Linked DNA regions of Homo sapiens: regions 1 and 3 are each linked to region 2. Evidence: chromatin loops called from intact Hi-C (ENCODE). Cell type or tissue: HepG2. All regions are shown on one strand. Each heading gives the region's core, and the rest is flanking DNA. Links, peaks and the distances in the headings are about the cores only.

Region 1 (8,283 bases), core at 1,983-6,982, 400 kb after region 2:
AACTTCTTTTTAATGATTTTTATATTTAAAAGCTAATGTCCTTTAGGGGAATAAAGCCAATCTTGGTTTAGAGTGGAATAAATCAGTGGCTCTCAAATGTAGCATGCTTTAGAATCACATGGATAGCTTGTTAAATCATGGATTACACTATCTCTTCCCCCAGTTTTAAAGTTTCTAATTCATAGGTGGGAGTATGGAATTTTTAACAAGTTCTGGGTGATGCCAATTTTGCTTGCACAGGAACTATATTTTTTTAATTTAATGAATACATATTTGAAAATTTTGTGTTTGAGGAGGGTCAAGGTTCTCTTCCTCACCTATGCAATTTTATACTCCCCAGTACCTGATTGACAGAAAAAATTGCCCTAGTTGGGAGAGGGAAATGAGAGATAAAGTGATCAAAAGGAAGCAGCAAAACCCAATATTTGTGAGATCTGAGAGAAAAGTGCACTCTCTGCCTTCAGGGACATAGTGAGACCTAGACTGGCTGCATAATGAGTTCAGGCAGATGGTTTTAGGCACAATCAGAGTGTAGGTCATGCCCTAGAGTAGCATGGAGAATGCAACGTGATTTCCATCACCCAGGGATTTCCATTGTGGGCAAAACTGTTTGGATCGGAAGAGGCCAGGTCACCACCCAAAAGGAAGATCTCCATGATGATATGCGAAAATTTTCTGTTATTCTGTAGATAACAGAAAAGACATTTGAGAACCAGGTAGTTCCTTCCTCTCCAATCCTTTAAAACTAGGTATGGATCCTGGAATTTAGAACTGACCTGGGAAAATGGGGAATCCAAGATTGACTGAGATTAGATTTTTACCACTCCAGTAGTGGATATGGGTTTAAGAACTAAAATAATTTTATAAAATTAAGTTTTATTTCTTACACAACTGAGAAATAAATTGAGAGCCAGATCCACTACATGGTGATTATAATTTGAAGTAATGATGATGCACAATTGGTGTATTTCATGTCTCTGTTTTATTCTTTGACCAGTACTATTTTCTAAAATGATTACAGATTCATTAAAAGAAAAGAAATTAAATTTGAGATACTGAACTCTCCTCTTAAATGATGTTTAGATAAAAATGCTTCATTTCATATCTACCTTTGCTGATAATGTGTCCTTTCATTCACCTAATCTGTGAGCCTGTCTGCTACTCACATCTGATATATTGTTTAGAATGAAAACAAAATAAGTCTAATGGAACAATACCACTCTTGCCTGCTATCTTAGCATTTGCCCAAGTTGCAGTGGTTTCATTTGTAGAAGGAAAATAAAGCAAACATCAGCTTGTCTGTGCCACATGAAATAATTTTAACCTGTGAGATTTTATGTAAGATTACTTTAACCTGTGAGAATTTATGGAGAACATGTGTCTGTGTTTTGACCTAGACAACCATAGTTCTGGTTGTCTAGGTTAAAGCCAAATTCACATCAACATATCTTTCATTTACTGCAAGATTTCAAGATAAGAGATGAAAAAAAGAATTTGGACTCTCTCTTTGTTGACATGCAAATCAAAATGAGATATTCAGCAACCACAAAAATAGATAGAAAACAACAATACAGCAAACCAATTCTAGAAGGAGACAAAGTATCAAACTAAAAGTTAATATAGAAATAATTAAGGCAGCCAGGTGTGGTGGCTCACGCCTGTAATCCCAGCACTTTGGGAGGCTGAGGTGGGCAGATCACCTGAGGTCGGGAGTTCGAGACCAGTCTGACCAACATGGAGAAACCCCGTCTCTACTACAAGTACAAAATTAGCTGGGCGTGGTGGCACGTGCCTGTAATCCCAGCTACTTGGGAGGCTGAGGCAGGAGAATCACTTGAACCCGGGAGGCGGAGGTTGTGGTGAGCTGAGGTAGCGCCAGTGCACTCCAGCCTGGGCAACAAGAGCAAAACTCTGTTTCAAAAAAATAAATAAATAAATAAAAATAAAAGAAAAGAAATAATTAAGGCAAAACTGACATTTCTTTATTAATATAACACTGCGCAATAAGTTTAAATTGATTTCATAGCAAGGGGTGTTATTAAGTTAGTCTTACAACAAACTAGAGAGAAAAATCAATTGTATCATCAAAAGTTATTTTGAAATTTTAGAATTCAAAATAGAGGGCAAAGAAAACAATACAAAAGCAAAATGAAATAAAAAACATTGCAACTCAGATTTTCACATTCTTTAGGTGTTAGCATCTGACATAGAAAAGTTTTTTTTACAAGTATTGTGATGAAAAATTTAATTCACCTATATGTTGGCTTATTTTAATTCATTTAATTGCAGTCAAGACACAGTTAGGTCCACATACTACATAGTGATAAAACAAGGGAAGTTTGTTTGTGGCAAATCTCTTATTATGTAACTTTTATATATTACGTGGCCAGAAATTCTCACCTTGATCCTCACTATTTTTTTGTTTCAGTAAAATATTTTTTAAAAAAAAAAGTCATGAAAAACTTTATGTAGTGTTTAATACGTTAAGACATATGATTTTTAAAAACTTTGTAATCAATATTGGTCACTATTGTCTGTCTCTGCCACATGCCACATCTCTCCTTAACCTATTTATAGCCTTCAGATTTCTGTTTTTAGTTCGTGATGGTTGTCATTGTCACTGTATGTGTGTGTGTGTCTGTGTGCGTGTGTGTGTCTGTGTGTGTGCATGTGTGTGTAGTCTCATTTTGTTATTATGTCCTCTGCCACTTTCTTTGTAAATGCAAAGAGGGATAAAAATTAAGCTTAATATGAAGCAAGTACTTGGCACCTGCTTTCAAAGAACTGTGAATCATAAATGGAAGACGGTTCATTCGGCTACCTCATAACTGTATTTAAGACCAGCCTGCCGGGTGCGGTGGCTTATGCCTGTAATCCCAGCACTTTGTGAGGCCGAGGTGGGCGGATCACTAGGTCAGGAGTTCAGGATGAGCCTGGCCAGCCTGGTGAAACCCCATCTCTACTAAAAATAGAAAAAATTAGCCTGGCATGGTGACGTGCGCCTGTAGTCCCAGCTACTCAGGAGGCGGAGGTGAGAGAATCGCTTGAACCCGGCAGTGGGAGGTTGCAGTGAGCCGAGATCGCGCCACTGCACTCCAGCCTGGGCGACAGAGCGAGACTCTGTCTCACAAAAAAACCCAGCCTGTGGATTATTTTAAATGTTACACTTTTCTATCCTGGATTCTCTGTTTGTTTATTGTTTATATGTTCTGTTTGTCCATCGAATTTTCCTATTTCTTGAATCGTTGTCAGCATATTATCCTTTACTCATTTTAACGTAGTTTTTCTTAATTTTTGAAATGTATTTGTAATAGCTACTTTGTAACTATTTTGTAGCAATCTTTGCTTAATCCAACATAGGGTCCACTCAAAATCACTTTCTATTGACTAATTTATTCCATATGCTTTTCAAATATGCATTTCCACATCACTCCTAAGTTTCTGGTCAAAGCTGGACAATTTTATGTGATATACTATAGTAAGACTGGATTTTGATTGCTTTTTCTAAAGGTTTTTGGATATTATTTTATTTTGTGATTTTGTTTGTGCCTGTACTTAAACTGTGGGATCTGTCTTGCCATGGTATTCAGCTATTTATATCTCTTTACAATATTTTTCTTCTTTTTTAATTCCTGATTTCCAGGGGTCATTTCCTTGTAGGCACTGCTATGTGATTAACCAATGGTTTGGGCAGAACTTACAGTCAAATGCCTCAAACCTATGAGGCTTCTATTTGACAATGTAATTGTGTATAGGTAAAAGAAAAACATTCAAAATTCAAGCAACTTTAAAGTCTGTTTCAGCTTTTACTTTCTGCCAGGCCCTTGGATCTCTCCTGCAAATATGTGTAATTTCTGAGTCAGCCAGGAATGTGTGCTTACCTACTCTTTCTATGGCTTTCTTATTTACAGGGTGTCCCTGTTACATTTCTGGATCATGCATTGCTTGTCCCAATTGGGACAGTAACCTCATGGTTGCAGAGATACAGGTTTTACTATTTGTTTCCTACTGAACTTGTTACTTTCACTGACAACACTACTAGACATTTGGTTTTACACTCTGCTCACAGTTGGATTATACCTTCTGCCTGTGCTGTATGCTGCCCAGCAAGGATGGGACTGTAGATTCCCATTGTTATTAGCCAGAGATCTAGCAGCTTTGTATGTGTAAACACTTCTCAATGTGTGCTTTCCCATTGGTCAAATGCTAGAGCCCTGAAATTGATATTACATTTTTTCCCAGGTTTTCACTAGTTTTGGGGGAGAGGATTCCCTTACTTATACTAATGTTACTAAAATTGTTGTTCCATTCTTTTATTTTTTTTTAAGAACCTCTGATTCAGAAATAATTTGAGATTTACAGGGCAGTTGCAAAGACAGCACAGACAGTTCTTGTGTATTTCTCACATTTCTTCCCCTGTGTAACATCTCATATAACCACAGAATTTAAAAATTAACATTTGTAGGATTTTTAGACTCTATTTGGATTTCAACAGTTTTCCCATTGGTTTCCATTTTCTGTTGCAGGATTGAATTCACAGGTCCATGTTGTATTTCGTTGTCATGTCTCCTTGGTTGGCAATATATGAACGTATCTCAGTCGTGGAAGACATTGACACTTTTGAAGAGTACAGGTCAGGTATTTTGCAGAATGTACCTTAACTGGGGTTTTCTTATGATTAGACTCGGGTTGTGGAATTTGGGGAAGAATATCACAGAGGCCAGGTGCCCTTCTCATCACATAGTATAGGGGTACATGATATCAACATGACTTATGACTGGTGACGTTCACCTTGATCTTTTGATTGTAAGGCAGTGTCTGTCAGGTTTCTCTACCGTAAGCTTTACAGTTTTTCCCTCTCCATACTTAGTTCATTAGAAGTAGGTTACTAAGTTCAGCCCACAGTTAATGGAGAGAGAATTATGCTATATCACCTGGAAGGAGGAAGGAATATCAAAGTTTAAAGTTGTGTCAAAACCACGTGGTAATGAATAAATGATTTAAGGGAGGTATTTGAGACTCTTCTGTAAATATCTATTTCTTCTTAAAGTTTTATTCACTAATTTTTAGCATTAATCAGTGAATCTTCACTGCAATAATTATTACTGTGGTATTTAATGGTGATTTAAAACAAATTTACTAATTCTATATTTATTATTTGGATTTTTCTGTAGGCATTATTTTCTATTATTTTTGAAACCAGTTTTTCTGCCTCATTTATTTCAAAACATAATTCCTCAGATTCACCATGAATTGTACAACACTGTGGCTTTAAACATACGTGCCATGGGAATAGTCTGGAATACCTTTCTCCTGTCTTGTTATCAAACACGTTTTACTGCAAGAATCAATGAAATGCTCTTACTAACGTCTGAAGTCTTGACTTACAATTTTTACCATCTTTAGGAAAATGATTATACTATGGATTTGTGTCTTCAAAAAAGATATATTGAAATTCCCAGTATTTCAGAATGATACCTTATTTGTAAATGAGGTCATTGCACATATAATTAGTTAAGATGAGGTCATACTCGGGTAGGGTGGTTCTGTTATCCAACAGGACTGGTATTTTTATGAGAAAAAGACACAGAGACACACAAGGGGAGAGCTCCATGTGACAACAGAGGCAGAGATGGGAGCTGCAAGCCAAGGAACACCGATTGCCAGAAACCATAAGGAGCTAGGAAGAGACAAGGGAGATTTTTCCCCTGCAAGTTTCATAGGGAGCACAGTCCTGCTGATACCTTGATTTTGGACTTCTAGTCTTCAGAACTGTGAGACAATAAATTTCTGTAATTTTAAATCACCCGGTTTGTGTTACTTTGTTACAGCAGCCCTGTGAATCTACTACAATTTACAAAACAACACAGTTTAGACCAAAATGTGAAATATTAAGTTAAACTTGTCACAGCCTCAGAATGTGTAACTCTAAAATTAAAATTGGTTGAATGCCCTTTTTAAATTTTAGAAACTCAGAGAAACGCTGGCTTTTTCTTTGGCATAGAATTTTATTTAAAAGATTAGTCCCCAAGTTCGGAAAATTTGTAGTATATTTATGTGATGTCAATGAGAACACATATCATTTTAAGAGATATGTAGATGTTGACATCATTGTAAAGAATGAATTTAACTGGAAAGTGAAAAAGTTAATCAGTATGCCTTTGAAAACAGAAAGATCATAGGAATTAGCTTGTTTTAATATTTACATATTTTTGAAACTAGGGAAAGACAAAAAATTATAGAGTGCATGGTTTGAAAGATGGATTTAGAAATTATCCTATTACTAATTAAAATTACTAATTATTAAGTAATTATATTACTAAATTACACATTGTTTAATGTAACTAACATTCATTAATTATCCAATATGTGCCAGGCACGGTGCAAGGTGCTGGAAATATAAATATCCACAAAATAAATTCATTTTCTTTATTTAATAATTAAAAAGCAACTCAAAGAGAGGAAAGGCAGAATAACAACAAAGTCATTCATGTTTACCCTCATGTGATTGTTGAATTACTGTATACTCTTTATTTCAGCTGACATTAAAAAATTGCATTTTATGGAAACTCATGAAAGTTTATGTGCATAAGGGAAATTAAGAAAATAAGAATGATTTGTGATTAAATAATGGCTTAGATTTATTTCAGATTAGATCATTCAGATGTCAGTAACGGTATTTAAGTACACTATATGCAATGGTGTGAAAATACGTAAGGTAAAAAGTTTCCGATTAATGCAAAATTTATTCAGACTACATAGGAGGAAGCATGACAGGAAAGAGAATATACGCCATGGAGAAAAATGATGCAGGGAGGGAAGAGAGAGGGTGACCAAGACTGGACGAAATTAAAGTTCGTGAGGCAGGAGCATGTTTACTCTTTTAGAGGAATTGCAAGGAGGCCAGTGAAGCTAAAACAGAGTAATAGGCAAGAATGAAACATGTCGATTAAGTCAGTGAATGGCTGGATTATGCAGGACCTTATTGACCATTATAAGGATGTTTGCTTTATTCTGAGACACAGAAAAATCACTGAAAAAATTTGAGGAGAAAAAATGATCTCATAATCATAGAAGTGATGATACGTGTAAACACTACAAAGAGACTGCTTTTCTGCAGGCATTAAGGCCAGGGAGAGAAACCCAGGAAGAAGTGAGCATTAGTTGTAACTCTGTGTAAGTGACTTTGTTTTCTTCTTTGGTATGTTTAAAACCTTTCATGAAGTGCACTTTTTTCCCTGTTGCTAAATCACAGAGTTGGGCTCTGCTACCCTGAGACTATGTTTAAACTTGATTATAAGACACTGGTAGATAATGACGGCTGTAATAACATCCTATCACCATTAAACATAAAAGCTGATGATAATTACCAGCCCATCTTGACATATGTTATATCATTTTCTGAAAAACGTGTTTTTGTTGCTTGCTGCTTCAGGAAAGTAAACATATTAGACTTTGGACGTCATCACCAGGGTGTTATTTTTGGATAGTTTTAAATATGTTATGCTCTATGATTGGTAAAGAAACTGCATTATATTCTATGTGTAAATAAGTATAATCTAGAAAATACTTTTTAGAAATGGCTAAACTTGACCGTGTCAATTTCTGTCTTGTTTCTAGCATGTGAAACATCTAAACCACCAGTAGTGATCTAACATATAAAATAAGACATTGAGCCTAATGATTTTTTGTTACAATTTCAAATGTGTCATTTTCATTGCTATATCACATTGTACAGTGAACAATAGTGGTAGAATTTCAGATGTTTATGAATACATGTAAAAGATGGCTCATGGAAATCAGAATGAAAATAGGTTATGATGCAGGACTCTTGTAGGCTCAGAGACAAACAAAACACCTCCAAACTCAAAAAAAATCCACACATTTTTGACCACTCGCAAGTAAATTTTCTTTGCCAAGACACATAGGGAAGAATGAGTAAACAGAAGATGAGGAATTATTTCAAATAGTAAGCTCTTAGGTTCTTAGTCATTGGATGCATGAAAAGCAATTAGAACTCTTAGATATACAGAACCCAGGCTATAAATGTAAAATATTCCTCCTATCTTGATCCTTTACCCATGTCAGATATCATGAAAATACCAACATTATTTTCTTCATAGTTAGAAATAGCCTCAAAACCTTTCTTACAGATTACAGTGACGTAGGATTGAAACTTTTTGTTATCCTTGAGCTAGGGCTCTATTTCTCAACACCGACACTATAGACAATGTGAACCAGATAATTCTTTGTTTTACACGGCTGTGCTGTGCATTGTGGGGT
Region 2 (8,283 bases), core at 1,848-6,847:
TAAGCTAACCACTAGTCAAATAGAAATGGGAAACCTGGCTAAAAATAAATAATGCTCAATGAATGCTTTTACCATGTTTGGGGCTTTGTTTTGTTTTTTTACTGTCTTCTCTACAAGCTCATCAAACAGCAGATCTCCCACAAGTTGCTTTACAGGTTAAGGTGACACAGAGTTAACAGCCACAAGCCACCCTAGAAAGAGAGGCTACGAATGAACTGGACATGTTGATTGACCCTTATCTGAGTGTTGGAAGTTTAGCCTCTTGTATAGCCTTATTAATAATTCCTTATGGTGGGAAGGGTGCAGTGCCTCACCCCTTTAATCCTAGCACTTTGGGAGGCCGAGGCGGGTGGATCACCTGAGGTCAGGAGTTTGAGACCAGCCTGACCAACGTGGTGAAACCCCGTCTCTACTAAAAATACAAAAATTAGCACCTGTAATCCCAGCTACTCAGGAGGCTGAGGCAGGAGAATTGCTTGAACCTGGGAGGTGGAGTTTGCAGTGAGCCAAGTTCACGCCACTGCCCTCCAGCCTGGGTGATGAGTGAGACTCTGTCTCAAATAATAATAATAATAATAATAAATAATTCCTTATGGAATTGCTAAGATGACAAAATGGGACCTCTCCATTGTCTACTTCTCATTATTATTTTCTTGATTTTTCTGGGTTACAGACGTTTGGTTCATGCTCACCAAATATTCATAGAAAGACAAAATGCTGGCTGGGCGCGGTGGCTCATGCCTGTAATCCTAGCACTTTGGGAGGCCGAGGTGGGCAGATCATGAGGTCAGGAGTTTGAAACCAGCCTGGCCAACATAGTGACACCCCCATCTCTACTAAAAATACAAAAAATTAGCCCGGTGTGGTGGCAGGCGCCTGTAATCCCAGGTACTTGGGAGGCTGAGGCAGGAGAATCGCTTGAAGCCGGGAGGTGGAGGTTGCAGTGAGCCAAGACCACACCATTGCACTCCAGCCCGGGCGACAGTGCAGGACTCCGTCTCAAAAAAAAAAAAAAAAAAAAAAAAAAAAAAAGGCAAGAAAGACAAAATGCCCCTAACATTCAACCTAATAAGTTTGGCTCGTATTTTCATCTCAGATGGATTATTTTTCACTGTAGAGGTGTTTTCTAAAAAGCAGGCAGCTCCAACTTAAAATCAGGTGAACCCAATTACTTAGCTAAATTATGTAAGAAGCAAAAGCTCAATTTCTTTAACATGGAGATAAAAATGCCTACCATATACAGTTCTAGACAACACATAGGACAATTAAATGTTAGATACCTTGACAAAAACAATAGCTTAACAGCTTGTATCATGTTAAAACAGTTCGCTTCTTCTTGATCTTTCATAATAACTTGTCTCTGCTTGCAATGCCTACATGTGACGATCTTAAAACTTAAAGGCAAGCTAATTCGTTTCACTTTCATTCCTCTAGGCAAGGAGCAAATGCCACACGAGATGAGCTGACAACATCTGCGTTCCTGACTGTTCAGTTGGATCGGTCCCTTGGAGGACAGGCTGTGCAGGTTGGGATATTTTTACCCCCAAAACTCACACAAGTTAAAGTCTTGCTAGCTCAATGGATAGCTATAGCTCCCTCCCAAGTTGGGATAGAAATTTGACATTTTCTTGATATGAACTGTGTTTTCATTTTGAAATTCAAATATTCCTACTCTCATTTCAAATTAGTTATCTCAGATTCTGGAAAGGAGGTAGCAAACAAAAACAACAAAAATCTATCAACAGGTGTAAGATTCCAAAAGAATCTTCCCAATAGAATCACACCCTATGTCAATGATAGCCTCTTGACATTAAAACGGTTTTATCTGTATTACTGTTTCCAGCTGTTGTTCAACAGATACAGTAGGCAGAATAATGCCCCCAAGGTGTTCATGTCCTAATCCTCAGGACCTGTGAGTGTGATATGTTACAAAGCAAAGGAGAATTAAGGTCGGAGATGGAGTTATGGTTGTTCATCAGCAGATCTTAAACTAGGGAGATTATCTGGGATTACTGGGTGGGCCTAGCGTAATCACCAGGGTCCTTGTAAGTAAAACAGAAGCCAGACAGAGTCAGAGGGATGCAGCATGGGAAAGACTCAACCAGCGATTGCTAGCTTTGAGGATAGAAGGAACAATTACATATTATGTAGTTGCAAATTGCTAGAACGAGGATATCGAACATTCCCAACACAAAGAAATGATAAATATTTGAGATGATGTTATGCTAGTTACCCTAATTTGATCACTATACATTGTATGTACCCCATGAATATCTACAATTATTATTAATCAATTAAAAAATAAAATTAAAAAAAAAGAAGGTGGAAGAGAGTCCCCAGCAAAGGAATATGGGCAACCTCTAGAAGCCAGAAAAAGCAAGGAATAGATTGATTCCTAGAGCCTCTGGAAAGGACTATAGCCCTGCAATAGCTTGATTTTAGCCCTGTGACTAAATTGTTATTCCAGATTTTAGCCCAGTTACTAAATTAGCCCCATAACTCATTTCAGACTTATGACCTCCAAAACTGTAAGATGATAAATTTGTGTTGTTTTAAGCCACTAAATCATAGTAATTTGTTACAGCAACAATGAGAAATAAATACAACAGTGCAGAACAAGCACAGATTAACAATTCGAATTAATAGGTTAAAAAAAGATGCATTTTCTTACACTCTCAAATCGTAAACATGCGTAAGTTATGTTTTGCACAAGTAAACAGAAATAAATCTTGATAAAATAGCATGGGTCCTTATATTTCCCTTTTAGGTACCAGAATCTTTACTGAAACAAAGTCCAACACCCAAAAGTGAGGGAGGAAGTGGTGGAGAGGGAGAAAGGATGAACAGAAATGGGAGGGACAAAGAGAAAAGACAGGGAGAAAGGGGAAAGAAAAGGGATAGGAGGAGAGGAGAGGGAAGAGAAGAGAGGGAAATCATGGAGGAAGAAATGAGACAAGTAAGGAGGAGAGGAGGGGGAAGAGAAGAGAGGGAAATCATGGAGGAAGAAATGAGACAAGTAAGAAGGAGGAGAGAAGAGGAAGGGCAAGGGAGAGGATAGTGTGAGAGGGAGGAGAGATTGAGAGGGAGGAGAGATGTATTTTTTTACTTGGGTATTTCTGAAATAAAAAATTACTTGTCGAGAATGACTGAATCCAAATTCAAAATGAAAATTTCATGTAATTATAAATGAGTCAACTTTTTAGTATATCTATCTATCTAACTTATCTATCTTAGCTATCTCTATCTAGAGACAGATTAAGATAGAGAAAAAGGGACAGGAAGAGATAATATGCTGTTTTATTTATTATAAAACTTTAAATGTTATACAATATCAGACGATATCAATGTCTAGTTCTAGATCTCCTCACTGTGTCTAAGAGACTGCTGTTTCTAGCCTGGTTCAATCTTCTGTACTCTCCTAAGTTCAACTGCTCCTCCTTTTATATTTATGGTGGAGTATCTGCTACTTGTTTCAGGACGCTTATTAGTTACCATGAAAAAGTTTTTGGGTCTTTGTTTTTTAGATTCCCTTACTGTATAACTGACATACAGACTTCAAGAAGACCCTATTTTCCTCTAGTGTGCCCCAATGTGTCCGTCTGCTTTCTCGTTCATTCTGTGAGAGAGTACTTTCTTGTTCCTTTTTCCTACAGCTAGCTGGAACTATCTCTCTCCCTCTCTCTCATTCCCTGTGTCTTCCTAGCTGGAGCTGCACACACTGCTGCCTGTTTTCTGCCTGCCTGTTGTCTTTGGCCAGTTTCTGAGAAGCCATCTGCTCCCATCTGGTGGGAAAAGCATCTTACAGATTAGAGTTCAAACTGAAAGCAGGTGCTTACTTGGCCAATGCAGTGATGTTTCTGATACAGCAGCATTAAACACTCCCTTTACATGGTTGTGCCTGTTTAACTTCCTCATTCCTGATGTCAAGGGAGCTAAGACTCTATATGGTACAAAAGGGTTTTTCTGTCTTGTTTTCAAATCTTTGTAAGTGTGTAATTGCTTATTTTAATGTAATAATTAAATAGAGAGAGGCAAGTTAGACACTTCAGAACATAAAGTATAAGATGTGAAGGCTGAAGTTGGTCTTCCAGCTGGTCTCCTTTCCATCTTGATACAAGTTAGTAGATACAAAAATCAAGTTAAATCTAAATTTAAAGGCGCATGTTAACTTTTTAAAAATAAGTTAACTTGCTACTTTTAATCAATAAATTAATGAAATGACTGAATTCTTTAAATGCACTCAATTCTATGGAATTTAGTTGATCTTTAAGGTATTACTTACCAAACTATTAAAAAACTATGAAGACATGCATTGTCTTACATATTTCATATTTCATAGTACTATATTTGATGCACTCGATTAATGAGTTACCATGAATTGTTAGCCGGTTGAATCCTAAATTGACAACAAAATGGTAATTTTTAGTTTAATCACTAGATGGCAGTAGCTTACAATAATGCATGAAAAAACTAAAGTATTGCGGTTTTCAACGCTCCTTTGTAGAATATATTAACCATATTGAACATATTTTAATCAGCCTTTTTTCTTTCTTATTCTCCTTTGACAGTAAGGGATGGGCCTTAATCAGTGTTTCTCTTTCTCTCATGTTGGCAATTAAAGTTTTCTCCATGTTATATGAAATGCTAAGCTAACAGTTTTAGGTATTTGTGAGACTATAACTGACAAAACGTTTCCATAATTTGCTGCTCACTTATTTGAATGCCTACTAATTGAAATATATTTATGAAGTCAATTATTTTCAATGCCTTTCGGCCTCCCTATATGCAGGTATGTATATGCATGTAATGAGTACATGCATCAGCATTCCCATTCACCTGGCTTCTAGAAAAAGACAAACCAGGGGAAGTGAGACAGTTCAATTTTAGCACAGGGCAGAACAAATGAAAACAATGGGAGACTGACATGAAATTTGAACTCTTTATGTAAATGCATCAATAGTTTGTGTGAGAAATAGGAAATTCTAATCCAATATTTGGGGCTAATAAATAAAATCAAGAAAATAATTTCCCTTTTTTTTTCAATTTCCTCATCCTGAAAAGTCTTTATATTGTATTTTTTAAAGTTTCTTATATTGAGCATATCTACTATTACATTTCTATAGGTAAGTTAAAAAGTAGAAAACATATTCTGTTTATTTTTGCCCATTTTTAGTGCTTGCATAGCAATCTTTGTGTGTGTGTGTAATTTTTTTATTTTACAAATACAGAGATATAGAAATAATGGGTATGATTTGGGGTCATCTTATGTTGTGAAGCATTTGAATGCACATCTCTTAACCTTCTGAACCAGATCCAAAACACGTGAGATTCTAGTACCTCTGTAAATATCTGTAAGTGTTACTGGTGCCCTTGAAAGAAGAGTGATTTTCACATAAGGTCGCAGACACCAGCACCTTTTCTCTTTCGGAGATGTAGATGAACAGACTTACATCTTCATACTTTTCAAAAACAGAAAGTATTGGAGCATGGTGATGTTTCCCCTGACAAGAAACTACTCATGGACACCGTGCCTGCGATAACAAAAGATTCTCAAGTCAACAGGGAAAATTAATTATCATTAACCTATATGTTCTGTTAATCATCATTCCTCCTGCTCTTGACTTTTTATTTTTTGTTTTATTTTCAAAAAGACAACATAAGAACACATTTGGAACTAAAACCTTCTTTCACAGCACTCTTAATTATATTTCTTTTATTCCCCCTCTCCCCCATCAGATCCGAGTCTCCCAAGGCAAAGAGCCTGTTCACCTACTGAGTTTGTTCAAAGACAAACCGCTCATTATTTACAAGAATGGAACATCAAAGAAAGGAGGTCAGGCACCTGCTCCCCCTACACGCCTCTTTCAAGTCCGGAGAAACCTGGCATCTATCACCAGAATTGTGGAGGTAATGTCATGCATTCCATAAAACATGCCCTAGTTATGGACTTCCCAATGGACCTGAGCCATCAGCAAATATTAGACTTTAAAAACTTGGCAAATAAACTCCCTTCATTCCTATAATTAATCCACTGTTCAAAATTTTAAAAACATTTAAAGCAGGAGAGTTGAGTAAAAAGTAAAACTCCAGATACCAGGCCTTTCGCAATTTTCAATTACATTGAACCCAAACAGATAAATTTTTAAGAATACTGTCACAAATTAGCTGTCAAAAGCGTGAGGCTGCTTAAGCTCCATCTTGAAAGGCCTTAGGTGGATAGATCATGGGTGATGGTCAGGTGACTGATCACACTGGAGACATTTGAGAGGGAAGGCCCTCGTTTGCCCAAGTGTAACAAATATGGGAGGCATGTCCCACCACACTGGACCAGAACCATAACTGAACTGGCCCCATGAGCTGTTTCTGACAGCAGCTGGGATCAAACCCCATGCCATGGTGCCATAAGATAAGAAGACCTCCAGGTATAGACAAGGCCAGCCTGCCCAGGTTTTTAAATGGCTAAGTGCTTTCACCTTAGGACAATCCTGTCACCCCAGTCACCATTGAAATCCAGGTCTTCCACATCACCCTTACGCTGCCTGGCATGCTCTGCATATCAAGCCTGGAGCTGTCCCTCAAACTTGCCCTCCATACAAGTCAATCAGCAGACCCCTTAAACTTGGGTTGGTCATCTCATCCCTCCACCTGCAACTTCTTCTCTAAGCCTCCCTCTCCCTGCACCTGATTTCTCTACGACTGTCCTCTGAGGACAGATTCCCTGGCAGCCCTCTCAAGTGGAACTTGTGTTTTCCCAAGACCCACTCACCATGGCCTCAGGGATGGGGCTGGACAAGTTCCCTCCCTGCTCACCCTTACCTCTTTGATTTTATCTTGCCTCTCTCTTTTATATCAGACTTTCCGTCCTCTAGACCTCTTGTGCTTTCATAGACTGAACTGCCAGTCCTCCTCTTCTTTGATGACTTCAGCCATTATCTCACTATTTCCATCTCTCCGGCTTCTCTCTTCCAGCAGTCTTTTCCTTGACCGCATTTCATCTCACACTCACATGGTCCTATACTAAATTTTGCCATTTGCAATAACTATAGCTCCTCAGAAATCTGTTTCAGTCATCTAATCTCTGACAACTCTCTCCTGTCCTTTGGCTCCTTTACTCCAGAATGCACATTCTGGCAATTCTCCAGGCCTATAGCTGAATCCATGAACCCGCTGCCTCCTTCACACCCCATGCTTCATGTCCTCCTTTCTCCCCAGATCCCCAGCACCCCCTTCTCTCTACTGATAACTTTGATTCAGAGTTCACAGAGAAGATAAATCAGGCATAAATCTCCTTATCTACTCCCCTGCAACTTTATCAATTTGTCTGCATCTGTGTATATATTCTCTTTCCCTCCTCTTTTATGAAATAAATATCAAATTTTTATTTATTTTTTAAGTTAATATTTTATATTAGGAATTTCCATATGATGAAGTGTCTTGTAAGTGAATATTATATACTATATGTATTATATATATACTATTATCCATAAATTAGCAATAAATAATATATTTGTGTACAGTGATATATCAATAAATAATTTATTAAATGTTTATTACATAGACTATTGCTCCTATCTAAGGCCCAATTCCTCCCCCACCCATCTGGCCACCAACTTCTGTCCGGATCCTTCCCTCTTTTGCTTTCCTAAGGAATCTCCTGGATTTCTGTCTTTCCCGTGCATTTATTCCATTTCTATTTCATCATGATTGCAGGCAGTAATCTCCTTTCATTCTGTATTATCAATTTATTTTTCTATCTGGAATCATTCACTTTGAACTACAAAGATGGCTGTAACAGAAACCTCCTGTCATTTCTTTAAAAACTGTGTCTTGACCTTGACCATGACCTTCTCCAGCTACTGCATCATTTCTCTGTCCTTCTTAAGAGCACATATCATTGAAAGGTTTGTCTTGAGTGTTTTCACTCACTCACCATCTCTACTTTTTAAAGCCAGTTCTCTCTAAAGCCACCTCAATCAGGTATCCATCCCACTAGTCCACTGAAATGGTTTTTATCTAGTTTGCCAGTGACCTGCCACATGCCACAAACAAAGGTCACTTTTCTGATCTCATTTTTCTCAACCTCCCACTAGCATTTGCCAGTCAGCCTTTCCAGTTTTATTGAGCAATTCTTTTTTCACTAGGTGAATGTATCCCCACACTTACAATGGTTTCTTCCTAATCTATCGGCCACTCCTCTCGGGCTAGTTTGCTGCGTTTTCCTCTTCTGTTTGACCTCTAAGTTCTTGAGCGCTCCAAGTCTCGGCCTTGGCCCCTTCACTGTGG
Region 3 (8,283 bases), core at 1,983-6,982, 300 kb after region 2:
TGTTTTTACTCTTTTTTTCTCTAAACTTCTCTTCTTACTTCATTTCATTAATTTGATCTTCAATCACTGAAACCCTTTCTTCCACTTGATCGAATCAGCTTTTGAAGCTTGTGCTTGCGTCACGTAGTTCTCGTGCCATGTTTTTCAGCTCTGTCAGGTCATTTAAGGTCTTCTGTATGCTGTTTACTCCAGTTAGCCATTCTTCTAATCTTCTTTCAAGGTTTTCAGCTTCCTTGCGATGGGTTTGAACATCCTCCTTTAGCTTGGAGAAGTTTGTTATTACTGATCTTCTGAAGCATATTTCTGTCAACTTGTGAAAGTCATTCTCCATCCAGCTTTGTTCCGTTGCTGGCGAGGAGCTGCAATCCTTTGGAGGATAAGAGGGGTTCTGGTTTTTAGAATTTTCAGCTTTTCTATTGTGGTTTCTCCCCATCTTTGTGGTTTTATCTACCTTTGGTCTTTGATGATGGTGACCTACAGATGGGGTTTTGGTGTGGATGTCCTTTTTGCTGATGTTGATGCTATTCCTTTCTGTTTGTTAGTTTTCCTTCTAACAGTCAGGACCCTTAGCTGCACGTCTGTTGGAGTTTGCTGGAGGTCCACTTCAGACCCTGTTTGCCTGGGTATCACCAGTGGAGGCTGCAGAACAGCAAATACTGCAGAACAGCAAATGTTGCTCCCTGATCCTTGCCCTGGAAGCTTTGTCTCAGAGGGGCACCTGGCTGTATGAGGTGTCAGTCAGCCCCTTCTGGGAGGTGTTTCCCAGTTAAGCTACTCGGGGGTCAGGGACCAACTTCAGGAGACAGTCTGTCCTTTCTCAGTTCTCAAACTCCGTGCTTTGAGAACCACTGGTCTCTTCAACGCTGTCACACAGGGACATTTAAGTCTGCAGAAGTTTCCGCTGCCTTTTGTTCAGCTATGCCCTGCCCTCAGAGATGGAGTCTACAGAGGCAGGCAGGCCTCATTAGCTGCGGTGGACTCCACCCAATTCGACCTTCCCGGCCACTTTGTTTACCTACTCAAGCCTCAGCAATGGCGGACACCCCTCCCTCAGCCTCACTGCCGCCTCGCAGTTAGATTTCAGACTGCTGTGCTACCAGTGACCAAGGCTCCATGGGCGTGGGACCCGCCAAGCCATGCACGGGATATAATCTCCTGGTGTGCCGTTTGCTAAGACTGTTGGAAAAGCGCAGTATTAGGGGGGGAATGTCACAATTTTCCAGGTACTGTCTGTTATGGCTTCCCTTGGCTAGGAAAGGGCATTCCCTGACTCCCTGTGCTTCCCAGGTGAGGTGATGCCCTGCCCTGCTTCAGCTCACACTCTGTGGGCTGCACCCACTGTCCAACCAGTCCAATGAACCCGGTACCTCAGTTGGAAAAGCAGAAATCACCCATCTTCTGTGTTGCTAACGCTGGGAGCTATAGACTGGAGCTGTTCCTTTTTGGCCATCTTGGAACGAAAATGGCCATTATCTTCAATTAGGGTGAGTATTACTCATAATTTTCTTCTTTCTGTCTCTATTCTGTTACTTACAGGTACTATTGAATCTTTATTCTAGGTATCTGGCTAGGTCCAACCCAATGCACAGCCCTAGCTGAGTGTCTGTTTTCTTCATCTGGACCAATGCAACCACTTTATCACTCACAAGCCAGTAGTCTTGCTCTTCTGATCCAATCTCTTCATCGCAAATCTTTCTCTAATGAGAATTTGAGTATTTAATTTCTTTACTTAAAACCCTAAAACTCTCATGATGGAACCTAACTCTTTAACATGGTTTAGAAGCCTCTCAACATTTCTTTCTCCTTCTGACTCTTCATTCCTTACTCCTCAGTTATCTGGCTAAGTCTGGGCCATCACTGAAGGCTTTGGTCATTTGCATTTTTCCGCAAGATCTGTGAGGATAGAAATTGTGCTTGTACTCTGTTCATCAGTCTATCCCAGGTGCCTGGCACTAGGTAGATGCTCAGTAAATATTTGCTAAATGAATATAAGAGTGATCTGGCACAGCTGCATTTCTAGTCATTTCTGTTGCCTGTATCCCCTCAACTTAAACTTTATGTTCCAGTTATATTGAATTTATTTTCAGTTTTCTGAAGTCATGCCCTCTCTTGTCTTTAGTCCTTTACACATGCTTTTCCCCTACCAGGAGGAACTCTGCCTACGTGCTTTTATAATATAGTTTTTTATTCCAGCACTTATCAAACTGTTTGGAAAGTTCTAATGCACAAGTCTTTATTTTCCCTGGGCATGTTCTCCATGAACATGAGAACTACATTTTTCCTTGTTTAATCTCCAGCATCTAGCAGAGTACTAATCTGTGTTATGTGCCTAATATACATTTCTGAGTGCAATAAATGAAAGAGTGAGGAAACAAATGAATACACGGAAGAAATGCATATAAGATTAAAAAATATGTTAAGGTTATCTACGATATGATGAAAATGATGATATATTTACATAGGAGAAAAGTCTGAAAAGTTTCTAAAATGTCAGCATGACCAGGTGAGTGATGAGACTGGGGTGATTTATTCTCCTACCTATATTTCTAAGTTTCTTTAATGTACATTATTAATTTTATAATATTTCAAAATATTTGGAAAACTGAAGAAAAGCACAATATAAATATAACTGGTGAATGCACCAATATCATTAAATATGTTGATGCTCTTAATGAATAGACATATTTATAATTGCCTTTACAATTTCTGTTAAATGAGAGAACATCTGGGAGTTACCTGAAAAAAAAAAAACAAAACAAAAAAACAAAAAAAAACAAGGTAGGAAATCAAACTCTGCATACGTAGATTTCAATTTTATTTTCTTTTTCTGCTAGGTATATGAGTTTGAGATTATATCTGTCCTTCACTTGTGTGAACAGGCAGAGTTAGACAACAAAAAGCCTCCTTGTCAAACAGAAAGGTATAAACACACTAGATTGCACAAGCAGAACCTGACTTCCTTTCAGGCTGATCCATGTACTTAATGAAGGACACGTGAAAACTCAGCCGGGAACTCGACAAGTCTGTACAGTTCATCCTATGTGAAACTGACTTAAATATCTTTGTACGATTCGAAGAGTTATTTGCCTGTGGGCTCTTCTAAGAACGATTTGAAAATACGAGTTATCTACTCATGTACAATCCACCAAAATCTTGACATCTTGAGATATCCCCGTTTATTCCTGTAGGGATATTCCAGAAGCCAGAATGACTTTATCTGCTTAAGAACATGGATAATATCAATGAGACAAAAAGAGCCAGATAAAGGTTTTCAGGTTTTATACAGCATGCCTCCTTCTCAAGATACTTAAATATTTTAGAAAATATGTTTATAAATATGTCAACTAGGATATGAGTTCTTATCCAATTTGATTCAAAACAGACAGATTTATATGAAATTTTCACTCTCTTGTTCTCTTAGGGTTTTATAATTCAGTGCCAATTATTGGCTGGGATCCAAATCTTTCTCTCTGCCTATATCATGTACTAGACTAGTTGGTTAAGCATATACAAACATAAAATACCCCTCTCTTTTAAAAGTGAGCATCCAGCCACACTTTTATAACTGTTACACACGTTAATAACCATTTGTTAATAAACACTAAGTGGTTTTTGACAAAAAAGCTATTTTTAACCACTTTAAATATTTTGAAATGAACTACTTCTCCAATGGAGGAATGTAGAAGTTTAAGTGAACTTAGAAAGGAATGTGGCATTTTAAACAGGTACATTCCTTCTTTCGTGATTTAGGTGGCCTTTAGATAGAATGTAGGTCACAGTAAGAAAAAACACTGCCTTTTTACTTAAACAATAATTAAGTTCTAGCCTTCCTCGTAACTTGACCTTGCACAAGTCACTTAATGCAGAGTCTGCTGTGTTCACCTTTAAGATGGGACAGTGACATCTGTTTTTCTCACTTTACAGGATGAGTGCAAGGATAAGTGAATTATTGTAGGCGAAAGTGCTTGGCAAGTAGTTAAGCCCTATAAAAATTTCAAGGCAGACATGATGTTAGCTATGTCAACAATAGCTTGTTTGGATTTCTTCAGCTGGATTTTTTGCTTTGCCAGCTTGTTTTGGCTCAGGCAATAATTAACCTAGACCTTAACGAGAGAGTTGGACTTGGAATAAAGACCACAAAACAGATAAGCAGATATGTATTCCAAGTCTTCAGTGGTCAGAAATAGCTGCCACCTGGGTAGTTCCAGGACATTTATTACCCTATCTTGGACTTGGCTGGAAATAGGTTACCTTAGATTCCCATCCACCCACTGTCTTTGTGGGGGATAGCGTGAAGAATTCTATATGTGCCTATATACTAGATACCAAGCAGCCTTATAAAAATGGCTTGGGGTTTTACATTTGACATATATGCCATATATATGTATGTCATATATATCATGTATATGATATATAGTTTGTCTCTGTTCCCACCTAAATATCATTTCAAATTGTAATCTCCACATGTCAAAAGAGGGACCTGTAATACCCACATGTGGAACTGGGGAAGTAATTGGATTATAGGGGTGGTTTTTCCCATGCTGTTCTTGTGATAGTGAGAGAATTCTCATGAGATCTGATGGTCTTATAAGTGGCAGTTTTTCCTGCACCCTCACACTCTCTTATCTCTCATCTGCCACCATGTAAGATGTGCTTTTGCTTTTCCTCTCCTTCCACCATGATTGTAAGTTTCCTGAGGCCTCTCCGGCCATACAGAGCTGTGAGTAAATTAAGCCTTCTTCCTTTACAAATTATCTAGTCTTGGGTATTTCTTTATAGCAGTGTGAGAATGAACTAACACAGCATATCTATCTATCTCCTGAACCTTACATTCCATTAGATATTGACATTCCACTAGATAAATATGATAGATGTTATACCTGTTTTATCACTAAGGAAATCCAGACAGTAGAAAAGTGACTGCTCTAAGACACCAAGTCAGTTGTTTATTTTTGTTGTAGATGATCTTGGGTAAAATGGAGGGAGGATTAGACTTCAAATGCCTAAATTAAAATAAATTTTCTTATTTCACACTGTATTACAGCTTTGTGATTTTGCAATATTTTCACACATTTTTTACTGTGCTGTCCCCTTTACCTGTCTTATCTAACTCCCTTCCTTACCAAATACCTCTTTTCCAGCAGCAGGAACATTACCTTCTCAGAGAAACATTCCCACCTGTGGTTAGGCCTCCTACCTGCACTCATCCTTCGAATGAAATAAAGCCTTGATCATATACCATTGTTTGTTGGTTTGCTTCTGACTCACCCACTGCTCTGTGAAAGCCTTGATCATTCATAGAACAAAATGCATAGTGCATAAATAAATGAAGTTTCCATGTTACGAGTAACAATGTAGATTTGGTTCTTAAGACCTAGCTATAGTTTCTGCTAAATTACCAACACTGGTTAGCTCTTCTTTTCCCAACATTTGTGGATATTCCCAAATTTTTACATACTCACTGTTGTCTTCAGTAATAATCTTAATATAAGCAGGAGGGGTTTTCAAGGAGTTTTAGCCTGATTATCTATATTTTACCTTTACCTTTGTCATTTAGACTAGCTCCCGAATTATGATTGGACAGGGTTTTTTTCTGTCTGTATTCTTGAGGTTCAATCCCCAACTTCAATATTGCACCCAGATTTTTACTTCTGTATGCCTGTGCCAGAATCTTGGTTGGCATGCCAATTTCCTCTCACCGTATTCTCTCTGATAAACTTTTTTTTTTTTTTTTTTGTTTTGAGACAGAGTCTCGTTCTGTCACCCAGGCTGGAGGGCAGTGGCGCGATCTCGGCTCACTGCCAGCTCCGCCTCCTGGGTTCATGCCATTCTCCTGCCTCAGCCTCCCGAGTAGCTGGGACTACAGGTGCCCGCCACCACGCCTGGCTAATTTTTTGTATTTTTAGTAGAGATAGGATTTCACCGTGTTAGCCAGGATGGTCTCAATCTCCTGACCTTGTGATCCACCTGCCTCGGCCTCCCAAAGTGCTGAGATTACAGATGTGAGCCACGGCGCCCAACCAAACTTTTTTTTAATATTCTAAAATTCTTCCAGGAATTTCCCCACTTTTGTATAATATTTTTTTCCTCTCACTCAAGCCTAGTGGTCATGGGCTTTGCTTTCTAAGAAAATATTTTCCTAATGCTGATTGTGTCTCTTCCTTTAGGCATTTTAAAATCTAATCTATGCGTGGATTCTCTGTCATCAATTTTATATTGACTAATTTGTATTGAACTTCTTGAATGCCTTCCCTTCTATTCCACACGTTACCTTTTTGCCTAGACTATCTTTGGTCAGTGAATGAAAATAACCACACTGATCTTTAGAGCCAAAACTCAAGATTCATCTTCCCAGGAATGTTTCACAATTCACACACTGACTTTTAAGTGTATCCTTTGTCCACAGGACTTTATTTATTCCGCCTAGATCCTTGGACTTGGCCTGGCAAGTTTAGCTTACTTCTAAATTCTCTTCACCCCAGCCATAACACATTCATATACAGCAGTACATCCACTTATGGAGCATGCATAGAACCAATAGCCTACTTATAACAATGGGAGGGAAATAATATAAAAATGTAGGAAAATTTTCTTCCAGAGAATCTCCTTCATTTTTAAGTATATCTGAGATCAAATAATTAATCCCATCAAATAGTCTCATCTGTGTGATTAGCAAAATTCATAAAAATAATACTTCATTGGACAATTTAGGTTAGTCATATGTAAATTGATCTTTCAATTATTCAAATAGTGTAAATGTACTATGAAATAATTTTTAGAGGGCAGTTTAATAGTTTGACTTACTAGATTCAGGAAAATAAATTGTTGATATGACATTAAAATACATATCTAAAATAATTATTTGGTATTAAGTGTATTCTGTACCTACATCAGTGAAGAAAGTGAATTCACATAATCTTTTCAATCACAAAGATACATTTTTACACATGTAAATACCCCTTTTGAGTCATCGTAGAGAAATAAAATGTATTTTTTGTGGTTAACTTAAATTTATATTTCTATTTTAGGAACTTGTTTAATTCTATAAACTTCTATAATTTTTCTTATCTAAGGCTAAAATGTTTTCTGGGTAGTTCACAATTCTGATATAAAAACTGGAGATTTATTCTCAACAACTATCATAATTTTTTTTTGATAATCCAATTTAATGGTATAAGTTTGGAAAGACTTATTTTATATATCATGTACTTCAAATGGTCTTTGTGGTCATCCTCTTTCACAAGAATATTTTCTATTGCCAAGAGAAATGTAATAAAAGTAAACATAATATGCAAAATAATGTGCCTGCTTTGCCACTGGATTCATGGCAAGAAGCCAGTTAGTATTTACTGTGTTTTTCTTCTTATGGGTAGATAAAATCTGAAGCCACGTAAGTAAGATAATGCAAAAATTATACGTTTATTTACTCCTAGTGTGGTTCTTTAATTTGTTTTTAAAATTCCTTTGGAAGACCAGTATCCTTGGGAAAGTTAAAACTCAGGAGTGGTGAATTCTATAAAGAAGCAATTGTGTAGGTATCCCTAAATAATTTCATGTTTCTCACAAAAAAATTAGCCAGGGGGGCACCTGTAATCCCAGCTACTCAGGAGGCTGAGGCAGGAAAATCGCTTGAACCAGGGAGGTGGGTGTTGCAGGGAATTGAGATCGCACCATTGCACTCCAGGCTGGGCGACAAGAATGAGACTCAGTCTCAAAATAGTGATAATAATAATAATAATAATTTCATGTTTCTGTAAGATTCTCCAATCATTTACCAGTTAGAGCATTTAAGGATTATTTTAAATTTAAGAAGTCTTAATATATTTTAGCTTTATCTTAGTTGAATAATTTTCATTGCCTTTTTATTTTCTTGCAGGGTACAGATTTTTTTTTTTTTTTTTTTTTTTTTTTTTTTTTTTGAGACGGAGTCTCCCTCTGTCACCCAGGCTGGAGTGCAGTGGCGCGGTCTCTGCTTACTGCAACCTCCGCCTCCCAGGTTCATGCCATTCTCCTGCCTCAGCCTCCCGAGTAGCTGAGACTGCAGGCGCCTGCCACCATGCCTGGCTAATTTTTTTAAATTTTTTTAGTAGAGACGGGGTTTCACTGTGTTAGCCAGGATGGTCTCGATCTCCTGACCTTGTGATCCGCCTCGGCCTCCCAAAGTGCTGGGATTACAGGTGTGAGTCACTGTGCCCGGCCTCTTGCAGGGTACAGATATTTAAAATATTAACTTATTTTAATCTGTCAGTGATGTCTTTATACAGTTTTTTCTTTTGCTGACAA

Evidence for each region. Hi-C counts contacts between places; a loop is a spot of excess contacts. Peaks named below come from ENCODE experiments on the same cell type or tissue, not always from the same donor. Only the 100,000 strongest peaks of a DNase experiment are listed, where the experiment ranks them.
Region 1: a loop joins it to region 2, with 12 times the contacts of the local background. A loop is called at or near these places in 2 of 110 quality-filtered maps.
Region 3: a loop joins it to region 2, with 2.2 times the contacts of the local background. A loop is called at or near these places in 2 of 110 quality-filtered maps.

What each region holds. Positions count from the first base shown.
Region 1 is chr7:13,038,940-13,047,222 of GRCh38, forward strand. It overlaps LOC105375158 (a long non-coding RNA gene), which reads left to right. Exons shown (of 3, transcript XR_927044.3): 2 at 4,527-4,633. Among named protein-coding and RNA genes, the nearest start is that of ARL4A, 360 kb to the left of the region's middle. In HepG2, for the core only: no CTCF peak of the experiment used is centred there; a DNase peak (open chromatin) is centred at 3,872.
Region 2 is chr7:12,634,611-12,642,893 of GRCh38, forward strand. It overlaps SCIN (scinderin), which reads left to right. Exons shown (of 16, transcript NM_001112706.3): 10 at 1,435-1,525; 11 at 5,737-5,907. Among named protein-coding and RNA genes, the nearest start is that of ARL4A, 49 kb to the right of the region's middle. RefSeq lists a silencer at 5,754-6,048. In HepG2, for the core only: a CTCF peak has its summit at 4,438 (motif pointing right); DNase peaks (open chromatin) are centred at 4,431 and 5,881; H3K4me3 peaks cover 494 bases.
Region 3 is chr7:12,938,770-12,947,052 of GRCh38, forward strand. All of the region lies in intron 1 of LOC105375158 (a long non-coding RNA gene), which reads left to right. Among named protein-coding and RNA genes, the nearest start is that of ARL4A, 260 kb to the left of the region's middle. In HepG2, for the core only: no CTCF peak of the experiment used is centred there; DNase peaks (open chromatin) are centred at 2,952 and 4,072; H3K4me3 peaks cover 1,615 bases.